2 separate regions of the Homo sapiens genome follow, and region 2 is linked to region 1. Evidence: read pairs that join two places in POLR2A ChIA-PET (ENCODE). Cell type or tissue: PC-9. All regions are shown on one strand. Each heading gives the region's core, and the rest is flanking DNA. Links, peaks and the distances in the headings are about the cores only. Region 1 holds the start of SNORD13C (small nucleolar RNA, C/D box 13C). Region 2 has its middle 26 kb from the start of LINC02988.

Region 1 (5,373 bases), core at 230-5,229:
GAGGGTGAGCAGATCTCAAGGCCTCCCGACAACCCTTTCACACTGGGACCTCCTCACCTGGCAGGAAGACACACTGTGCGGGTGGGAGGAGACTTCCTTTACCTTCTCACCCTAGCTCCTCCCTTCTGGATCTCCTCCTGCCTTGAGTTTCACATATATGGCTCCTAGATCCTGCTCTAATCATCAAATCCTACACCTCCTGATTTGGCAGAAAAGCTAGTTAAGTCCTCAGTAAATCGTGTAGGAGTGAGGGAGCTGGGGTGGAAAGGAAGCTGGGTGGGAACTCTGAGCTTAGCTGCCAGGTCTCCTTCTGGCTCCGTCTATCCTAATCCATCCTACCCCTAACCTGCATCTGAAATTGGGACAGAGCTGGAGGTCAGGGGTGAGGAAGAGGCTGGCAGGATAGTTTCTGACCCTGGGGGAGGTGGAACTCAGTTCCTATGAACTACTGATTAATGACTTAACCAAACTCAAGTTCATGATAAACGGTCAGTGTGAGAGCAAGAAGTGAATGATGAGAAGTCAGGATATCTGAATCCCAAGGCCACTTGATAGGGGCCTCCAGGAGACCGTATCTCTCTAGGTTATTTTTTTTTTTTTTTTTTTTTTTGACACAGAGTCTTGCTCTGTCACCCAGGCTGGAGTGCAGTGGCGCAATCTGGGCTCACTGCAAACTCCACCTCCTGGGTTTAAGTGATTCTCCTGCCTCAGCTTCTCGAGTAGCTGGGATTACAGGTGCCCACCACCACGTCTGGCTAATTTTTGCATTTTTAGTAGAGATGGGGTTTCACCATGTTGGCCAGGCTGGTCTCGAACTCCTGACCTCAAGCGATCCACCTGCCTCGGCCTCCCAAAGTGCTGGGATTACAGGCATGAGCCACTGTGCCTGGCCTATCTAGGATCATTTTATTTCTCCCATTTTTCTACTCCTACTCTCTAATCCCATCTCTCAGGGTATTCAGGTTTTCTATGCATCCCCTCTGCCCTCATTCAGCTTTCTTGTCCTCAAAATACAGGTAAGTAAAAGAGCTACCACTCCCCATTCATCAGGATAGTTGGGGAATCATCACTGCCTCTGGGTAGGGAAGGGGAACTGCAGCATGAGACTCAACAGGACTCCTACCTCACCCATCCCTATACAACTGGGGTCTTAACCTGGGTGGAGGGAAGTCCATTTCTACCTCCACACAGATGTATGGCTTGGTTAGGGGAAGGGTCAAAGGGAGGGGGTGCTGTTGAAGGGTAGCTAGAGCTGGAGGACAGGACCAATGTCTTTGGTAACCCCCACCAGGCCCACATGGTCAGGACCATTGGCCAGCCTCTTACCCTGAGTGTGGAAACAATGCCCAGTCGCCCATCGATATTCAGACAGACAGTGTGACATTTGACCCTGATTTGCCTGCTCTGCAGCCCCACGGATATGACCAGCCTGGCACCGAGCCTTTGGACCTGCACAACAATGGCCACACAGGTAAAAGCACAGGCTCCAAGGAGTTGTAGGCTCCAGCTCAGATCTTAGGAGTCAGATCCTTTTGTAGTTCATGGGCATGATGATGGGGTGTTCCTGAGCATGCGTAAGATGTGCCGCCCTCAAATCTTGTCAAGATGTTGGCACATTACCCATCTGACATAAATAAACAAACAAATAACCTCAGGAGTCAGAGGAAAGCAGCATTTTCCTAACCTACGAATTCTCAAAAACCTTTGTCCATGAATTTGGAGATATGAGAATGGGGATCAGGATCCTGTAGCCAAAGCGGGAATCGAAATGTTTATAACCAAGCTCAGTAGGTAGGTATCATTGCACTGACTTGGTCTTCACCAAGAAAAAGGAAGATATGCTAGAAAAGCACTGGCCTATGGGAGGAACTGGGTGCTACTGGGGGAGAAAACTGGAAGAGGGCCAAGTCTCCCAAGAAGTGGTGGCAACCCAGGAGTGGGAATGTATCCACATGCCTCCACCAATCCGAGTTTGCTCTTTTCCTCACAGTGCAACTCTCTCTGCCCTCTACCCTGTATCTGGGTGGACTTCCCCGAAAATATGTAGCTGCCCAGCTCCACCTGCACTGGGGTCAGAAAGGATCCCCAGGGGGGTCAGAACACCAGATCAACAGTGAAGCCACATTTGCAGAGGTACCAGGGAACAAAGAGCTGGGACTCAGACAAAGTAACAGGGATGGGTGGTCCTGGGGAAAGGATCTGGACCTTAGGAAAAGTCATGCTGGGGGGATAAGGCCAATCTCTGAGGGACAGACTTAGTGCCTGCCGGGGACAGCGGGGGGATGGTGGCAGCTAGGATCAAGGCCTTGAAGGGGGTGCAGACATTCCATGATTCAATTCCCTCTTCCTTCCTTTAGCTCCACATTGTACATTATGACTCTGATTCCTATGACAGCTTGAGTGAGGCTGCTGAGAGGCCTCAGGGCCTGGCTGTCCTGGGCATCCTAATTGAGGTCAGTAGCCCCCAGTCCCTTCCAGGTTTCTCTCCACTTCCTCTGCAACCCTCAAACCTATTTCTGTTGCTGGCCTCCTTCCTATGGCAGGCAGCAGCCCACCCTGACCATTTATTCTGTACATAAATTTCTTATTCCAAACATGGACTCATTCCAAACTCTCTCCCTTTCCTTCTCTTCCAGGTGGGTGAGACTAAGAATATAGCTTATGAACACATTCTGAGTCACTTGCATGAAGTCAGGCATAAAGGTGAGCCTTAAAAATCTATAGCAGGAAGTAAGATTAGACTTTCAAAAACTATCCTTAAAAGCCTTGGGATGAAGCAATTACATAGAGCCAAGGAATTTTGCTTCTGGGAGCCCTATCTAGGTAAGCTAGGGCACACTGAAAGGAAGATGAGTCCCAGTCTGTTCTCCCCAGATCAGAAGACCTCAGTGCCTCCCTTCAACCTAAGAGAGCTGCTCCCCAAACAGCTGGGGCAGTACTTCCGCTACAATGGCTCGCTCACAACTCCCCCTTGCTACCAGAGTGTGCTCTGGACAGTTTTTTATAGAAGGTCCCAGATTTCAATGGAACAGGTAAGTGGTGGAGAAACGAGGTGAGGTGAGACACAGTTGTAACTTCAGACCCCTTCCCACTCCCCAAAGTAACACCTCTCCCACGCTTCTGCTCCTCAGCTGGAAAAGCTTCAGGGGACATTGTTCTCCACAGAAGAGGAGCCCTCTAAGCTTCTGGTACAGAACTACCGAGCCCTTCAGCCTCTCAATCAGCGCATGGTCTTTGCTTCTTTCATCCAAGGTGATTCTGCACGGCTCAGAAGAGATGGGAAACTGAGGGGGACACAATGGCAGGAACTAGGGAGCCAATGGGAAGAAAAGGCTAAAAGGGGAGGGGGTTTCTGGGACTTGCTTGGACTGGGAACCAACCCCCACCCCAGGGTGCCCCCGGGGGATTCTCCCAGGCACAGCAGCAGAGAGTGCTGCTCCCAGCTGGGATGGGGATCTGAAGTCCCACTGACCCATTTTCTTCTCTTACAGCAGGATCCTCGTATACCACAGGTAAGCCAGCCTTATAAGATAATGCGGGGAGGGGAGGTGTCCTCACCGAGTGGGGGAAAGGCTCAAAATCTATGTTAGTCCTAGGCTGACACCTTTTACCTTTATCTCCCCCAGGTGAAATGCTGAGTCTAGGTGTAGGAATCTTGGTTGGCTGTCTCTGCCTTCTCCTGGCTGTTTATTTCATTGCTAGAAAGATTCGGTGAGGCCCTACTTTCCATTCCTCCAGTCCCTTCTTCTTTTTTTTTTTTTTTTTGGTAGGTGGGAGACGGAGTCTTGCTCTGTTACTCAGTCTGGAGTGCAGTGGTGTGCAATCTCAGCTCACTGCAACCTCTGCCTTCTGGGTTCAAGCAATTCTCCTGCCTCAGCCTCCCGAGTAGCTGGGACTACAGGCACGCACCATCACACCCAGCTAATTTTTGTACTTTTAGTAGAGACAAGGTTTCACCATATTGGCCAGGCTGGTCTCAAACTCCTGACCTCAGGCAATTCGCCTGCCTCAGCCTCCCAAAGTACTGGGATTATAGGCATGAGCCACCCGCTTTTTGAGACAGGTTCTCACTGTTGTCGAGGCTGGAGTGCATGGCTTTATCACAGCTCACTGCAACCTCCACCTCCCGGGCTCAAGTGGTCCTCCCACCTCAGCCTCCTGAGTAGGTGGGACTACAGGCATGTGCCACCATGCCCAGATAATTTTTGTATTTTTAGCAGAGACGGGTTTTCACTACATTGCCCAGGCTGGTCTCCAACTCCTGACCTCAAGTGATCCGCCCGCCTCAGCCTCCCAAAGTGCTGGGATTATAGGTGTGAAACACCTTGCCCAGCCCTCTTTTCTGTTAAAAAGCATTCTCCTATTTCACCTCTAATCTGCTTCACTTAGATAGCAGTCATTCTCATGAGCCATTCCCCTTTCCAGGAAGAAGAGGCTGGAAAACCGAAAGAGTGTGGTCTTCACCTCAGCACAAGCCACGACTGAGGCATAAATTCCTTCTCAGATACCATGGATGTGGATGACTTCCCTTCATGCCTATCAGGAAGCCTCTAAAATGGGGTGTAGGATCTGGCCAGAAACACTGTAGGAGTAGTAAGCAGATGTCCTCCTTCCCCTGGACATCTCCTAGAGAGGAATGGACCCAGGCTGTCATTCCAGGAAGAACTGCAGAGCCTTCAGCCTCTCCAAACATGTAGGAGGAAATGAGGAAATCGCTGTGTTGTTAATGCAGAGAACAAACTCTGTTTAGTTGCAGGGGAAGTTTGGGATATACCCCAAAGTCCTCTACCCCCTCACTTTTATGGCCCTTTCCCTAGATATACTGCGGGATCTCTCCTTAGGATAAAGAGTTGCTGTTGAAGTTGTATATTTTTGATCAATATATTTGGAAATTAAAGTTTCTGACTTTAATTCTGGCCTATCCTTTGAGGCTCTTGAGGGTGGGCAAGTTCCTGAATCCCTCAGGTGGTAAAGATGGGCAAAGGATGGGGAAAAGAAGCATGGGTGATTAACTCCTTTTATCCCACCCCTGGAAGGAAAGATAAGCTTCTGGGAAGACACTTAACCCAAAGTTTCAGACATGTTAAACCACTAGCCCAGATTTCTGCCCTTGCACCAAGGCTATGCTTGGAAATCAGTGGTTGCCAGGTTAGGAAAGTGGCTGGATGAGAGATCTGAGGACAGAAATCTCAATTAACATGCTATCCCCTCCCTTAAAAGCCAAGTTCCCCCACAATTACAAATTCTTTTTTATTAGTCAAAATCACAATCACCTTGATTAAAAGGATGGGACACTCCACCCTCAGCAGAAAATGATACAGTTTATAGAAAACCTCCCCGCCCCTCCCACACCCCAATTAAAAACTACAAAAA
Region 2 (5,373 bases), core at 92-5,091, 76 kb before region 1:
AACGGCCTTAGGTAATATATAAATGCATGAGCATGGCTGTTCCAATAAAACTTTACTTATGGACACTGAAACTTGAATTTTCATGTGTCATAAAATATTAGTCTTTCCATTTTTAAAAACCATTCAGAAATGTAAAAACCACCTTAGTGTCTGGGTCATACAAAAAAAAGGTGGAGGGTCCACGGGCCAGACCATGGTTTGCCAATCCCTGCTCTAAAGAACTCTTACAGGCCAGGCACAGTGGCTCGCGCTTATAATCCCAGCACTTTGGGAGGCCAAGGTGGGCAGATCACATGAGGCCAGGAGTTCAAGACCAGCCTGGCCAACACAGTGAAACCCTGTCTCTACTAAAAATACAAAAATTAACTGAGTGTGGTGTCGCGCATCCGTGGTCCCAGCTACTTGGGAGGCTGAGGCACGAAAACCGCTTGAACCCAGGAGGCAGATGTTGCAGTGAGCCGAAGTCGTGCCACTGCATTCCACCCTGGGTGACAGAGCAAGACTCTGTCTTAAAAACAAACAGACAAAAAGAACTCTTACATACACATAACTCAACTACACATGAGAATGTTCATAACATCATTATGTGAATTAGCAAGTATGCAGATACCAAAAATGTTGGTAGACAAAAACTGGAGTTACATGTATCAACATGGATGATCTTACAAACCTATTTAAGAGAAAACACAAATTACAGAAGAACAGTTACAACGTCATTTATATACAAATTTTAAATATGCAGAAATTATATATTACTGAGCATATTTAACATATATAATAAAAGTCTGAACAGGCCATGCGCAGTGGCTCATGCCTGTAATCCCAGCACTTTGGGAGCTGAGGCAGGTGGATCACTTGAGATCAGGAGTTCAAGACCAGCCTGGCCAACATGGCGAAACCCCATCTCTACTAAAAATTCAAAAATTAGCCAGGTGTGTTGTTGCGCATCTGTAACCCTAGCTACTCAGGAGGCTGAGGCAGGAGAATCACTGAACCCGGGAGCCAGAGGATGCAGTGAGCCAAGATTGTGCCACTGCACTCCAGCCTCGGTGACAGAGTAAGACTCTTGTCTCAAAAAACAAAAAGGAATGTTCCACATCAAACTCATTTACCTGGGAATGACGTCAGGGGGAGGCAGGAGAAGGATACAACTGGAGAAGGATGCACAGGGGGCTTCAACTGCATTGTTGATGTTTCATTTTTTAAACTGAGTGACAAGTCGATCAATGTCCATTCTTGATACCACTGTGTACCTTAAATATTTAATAATAAATAAAAAGAAATGTGCAGTTTTGGGCTTTTTTTTGTTTTTTTTTGTTTTTTTAGATAGAGTCTCGCTCTGTCACCCAGGCTGGACTACAGTGGCGTGATCTGGGCTCACGCCCAGATCCTGAGTATCTGGGACTACAGGCGTGCACCACCATGCCTGGCTAATTTTTGTATTTTTAGTAGAGTTTTACCATGTTGGCCAGGCTGGTCTCGAACTCCTGACTTCAAGTGGTCCACCTGCCTTGATCTCCCAAAGTGCTGGAATTACAGGCATGAGCCACTACGCCCAGCCAGGAATGTGTAGATTTAATGTGAATTTAGCAAATGGTTTGTCCTATTTGAGGGCAGAGGTGAGGTCAGCTTATATTAACATATCCAAAAACTTGGTTTGAGCCCAGATTTCTGACACTAAAAACAAAAAATGCCCCATTTGTTTCTTTCTTCTTTCTTCTTTTTTTTTAGAGATGGAGTCTCGCTCTGTCGCCTGGGCTGGAGTGCAGTGGGGCAATCTTGGCTCACTGCAAGCTCCACCTCCCGTGTTCACGCCATTCTCCTGACTCAGCCTCCTGAGTAGCTGGGAACACAAGCGCCCACCACCACGCCCAGCTAATTTTTGTATTTTTAGTAGAGACGGGGTTTCACCGTGTTAGCCAGGATGGTCTCAATCTCCTGACCTCGTGATCCACCTGCCTCAGCCTCCCAAAGTGCTGGCATTACAGGCGTGAGCCACCACGCCCAGCCTATTTGTTTCATTTTTTAAAATTGGACTGAACCTTAGGAGAAAACAGAAAATTGTACTACATTCTTGCATAGCTAGCTAATGTAAATAGCTTCAAGCAACAAACTAGATATTATTGATCCGTTTCAAAAGAGCTGAGTCAGGCTGTACACGGTGGCTCATGCCTGTAATCCCAGCACTTTGAGAGGCCGAGGCAGGCGGATCACCTGAGGTCAGGAGTTGGAGACCAGCCTGGCCAATGTGGTGAAACCCCATGTCTACAACAAAAAAATACAAAAATTAGCTGGGCATGGTGGCGCGTGCCTGTAGTCCCAGCTACTGGGGAGGCTGAGGCACAAGAATCGCTTGAACCCGGTAGGTGGAAGTTGCAGTGAGCCAAGCAGAGATTGCACCACTGAACTCCAGCCTGGGCTGGAGGTTTTTTTCATCTCGGGAAAAAAAAAAAAAAAAAAAAGAGCTGAGTCAGATTCTGACTTGTCTAACGGACTCAGTCGTGATGTTTTGCCTGTCTGCTCCAAGTTCCCCTGTTCCAGACACATCTCTCACAGCATTACAATGATCTACATGCCCTAGGAATAGCGACTTTCCATCATCTGCCTCATCAGAGCAAATAGAAGTGTAAGTGGCAATGACGTTAGTGTTTGTGTGTGTGAAAACCTAGTGTGAATTTTCCCTTCTCTGGCAAAAGCTCACAAGCCATCATTATAGAAAAGCAGAAGAAAAAACTGCTTGTTCTGCTTTTCCTGACCTCAGAAGCAGTAGTTGTTAAAACTCTTTAAAAAAAAAAAAATGGGGTCTTGCTATGCTGCCCAGACAGGTCTCCATCTCCTGGGCTCAAGCAGAGCTGGGACTACAGGCACACCACCACACCAAGCAAAACTGTCTTTTGATTTAAAATTACTTAAATACCTCTTTAAGGGTCTCCTATAGTCACTTATCTTCCAGTTACCTAAATCACTAGCTTCTTTTTTTTTTCCTTCAGAGACCCCGCCCAAAGTCACATCCGTTGCAATTATCGGGCAGGTACTGCCCTCTAGTGTTTATACTTTTATAATAAAAATTTTACACACTACCCTTTTAACTGACCTCAAAGCATGGAAAATCTGTCAAAAACTAAATAATATCCTATTAACCCAAGATTTTTCACCTTCACACTACTGGCATTCTGATCACCCTTTGTTGCGGGGCTGTCTTGTGCACTGTGGGACGTTTTGGCAGCACCCCTGGCATCTTCCCACTTGATGCAGTAGCACTCCCACACACATCCCGGTGTGACAACCAAAAATATCTCCAGACACAGCTAAATGTCCCCAGGGGAACAAAATCACCCCTGCTTGAGATCCACTGTATTAGTCTAAAGGTTGTCCAAAACATTCACATTAGACCTGAAAATTGTAAGGGAAAAGGGCTTCTCTGGGCTAATTCCATTGAATGAGATAAAGAACTTCATTTCTGCATGAAAAACAAGGAGGTAGAGAATTAAGATTTTCAGCTCCCCGCCTCCACGTACCCGCAAAGTCCTGGCCATTGGGACATTTTTTACACCTTTAGCTTTCTGTTCCAGCTTTACCTCTTAGACCTCTTCACTTCCTTTCAAAGTGCATCACAAACAAAGCTTGCCCTTCTAGCCAAATGCAGAGAATGTGGTAGGGAAAAGGAAGAAGGGAGGTCTGAGCATTTGTACTCAAAAAAAGGGCTCTGGCCAGATGTGGTGGCTCGTGCCTGTAATCCCGGCACTTTGGGAGGCTGAGGTGGGCAGGAGTTCAAGACCAGCCTTGGCAACATGGCAAAACCCCATCTCTACTAAAAATACAAAATTAGCCGGGTTCAGTGGCAGGTGCTTGTAGTCCCAGCTATTCTGGAGGCTAAGGCATGAGAATCCCTTGAGCCTAGGGGGCAGGGAGGCTGCAGTGAGCCAAGATTGCCCCACTGCACTCCAGCCTGGGCAACAGAGCAAGACTCTGTCTCAAAAAAAAAAAAAGGAGAGGGGCTCTAGCAAAGCGTTAAGGCTCAGCATTAATAATGCCAGCCAACCAGGAACCTGTATTGATTGTCAGCCTAATATGAAAATTCTTATCAAATATCAAAATAAGTTTCAAATCTGGCTTTTAGAAAGATATTTAGGAGGGTTTATTCCAATCTGCTATGAATGATTATTCTTCATACAAGTGCATTATGCTTATAAACCTTGGTTCTGTGATTTTTTTTTTCCAGACGGAGTCTCACTCTGTCTCCCAGGCTGGAGTGCAGTGGCACGATCTCAGCTCACTGCAACCTCCGTCTCCCGGGTTCAAGCAATTCTCCTGCCTCAGCCTCCCAAGTAGCTGGGATTACAGACGTCCGCCACCACACCCGGCTAATTTTTGTGTTTTTAATAGAGACGGGGTTTCACCATGTTGGCCAGGATGGTCATGATCTCTTGACCTCGTGATCCGCCTGCCTCAGCCTTCCAAAGTGCTGGGATTACAGGTGTGAGCCACCGTGCCTGGCTAGTTCTATGAATTTTAACACTTGCAAATTACTGAGAACTTGATATTTAAAAAATAAAAAAGGAGTTTGGACTGTCACTAACTTCCTCCCCTCATCAAATTTCTCACTGACTTAGTTGATTTCACTGAAGAACTAAACAAAAAATAAGAATAATCGGGCCGGGAGCAGTGGTTCATGCCTGTAATCCCAGCAGTTTGGGAGACTGAGACAGGTGGATTACTTGAGGCCAGGAGTTTGCGACCAGCCTGGGCAACATGGTGAAACCCCGTCTCTATTAAAAATACAAAAAATTAGCCAGGCTTGGTGGTGCATGCCTGTAATCCCAGTTTCTGGGGAGGCTGAGGCACGAGAATCATTTGAGTCTGGGAGGCGGAGGTTGCAGTGAGCAACCTGTATCAAAAAAATAATAATTTTTTTCTGTCTCAAAAAATAATAATTTTTTTTTTTGAGACAGAGTCTCGCTCTGTCGCCCAGGCTAGAGTGCAGTGGTGCAACCTCTGCTCACTGCAACCTCCCTGCCTCCCGGGCTCAAGTGATTCTCGTGCCTCAGCCTCCAGAGTAACAGGGACTACAGGCACGCACCACCACGCCTGGCTAATTTTTGTAATTTTAGTAGAGACGGGGTTTCACCATATTGCCCAGGCTGGTCTTGAACTCCAGAGCTCAAGTGATTTGCCCTCCTTGGCCTCCCAAAGTGCTGGTATTACAGACATTAGCCAGCATGCCCGGCCTAAATACATTTGTATAATTAAAAATATTTCATTCTTTATTAACATTTTCAGACCTAGTTTTTTTTATCATTTAGTGAAATTGAAAGTCATAGAGCTCTACAATCGTCAAGCTCTTATTAGCAGACCGTTGGAATGGAAATCTGT

The links. ChIA-PET counts read pairs that join two places held together with the same protein. Peaks named below come from ENCODE experiments on the same cell type or tissue, not always from the same donor. Only the 100,000 strongest peaks of a DNase experiment are listed, where the experiment ranks them.
Region 2: POLR2A ChIA-PET joins it to region 1 with 11 read pairs; 6 of 35 experiments call an interaction of 5 or more read pairs at or near these places.

What each region holds. Positions count from the first base shown.
Region 1 is chr1:150,260,168-150,265,540 of GRCh38, forward strand. CA14 (carbonic anhydrase 14) reads left to right here. Exons shown (of 11, transcript NM_012113.3): 2 at 1-4; 3 at 1,292-1,471; 4 at 1,991-2,133; 5 at 2,358-2,453; 6 at 2,637-2,703; 7 at 2,875-3,032; 8 at 3,132-3,252; 9 at 3,492-3,512; 10 at 3,627-3,711; 11 at 4,426-4,911. The coding sequence ends at 4,492. It overlaps SNORD13C (small nucleolar RNA, C/D box 13C), which reads left to right and starts at 1,527; the gene lies at 1,527-1,630. APH1A (aph-1A gamma-secretase subunit) reads right to left here. Exons shown (of 7, transcript NM_001077628.3): 7 at 5,237-5,373. In PC-9, for the core only: no CTCF peak of the experiment used is centred there; a DNase peak (open chromatin) is centred at 2,704; H3K4me3 peaks cover 314 bases; H3K27ac peaks cover 2,873 bases.
Region 2 is chr1:150,184,447-150,189,819 of GRCh38, forward strand. No RefSeq gene overlaps it. Among named protein-coding and RNA genes, the nearest start is that of LINC02988, 26 kb to the left of the region's middle. RefSeq lists a cis regulatory region at 2,372-2,658. In PC-9, for the core only: CTCF peaks have their summits at 3,022 (motif pointing left) and 3,226; DNase peaks (open chromatin) are centred at 1,835, 2,125, 2,455 and 2,995; H3K4me3 peaks cover 1,378 bases; H3K27ac peaks cover 1,673 bases.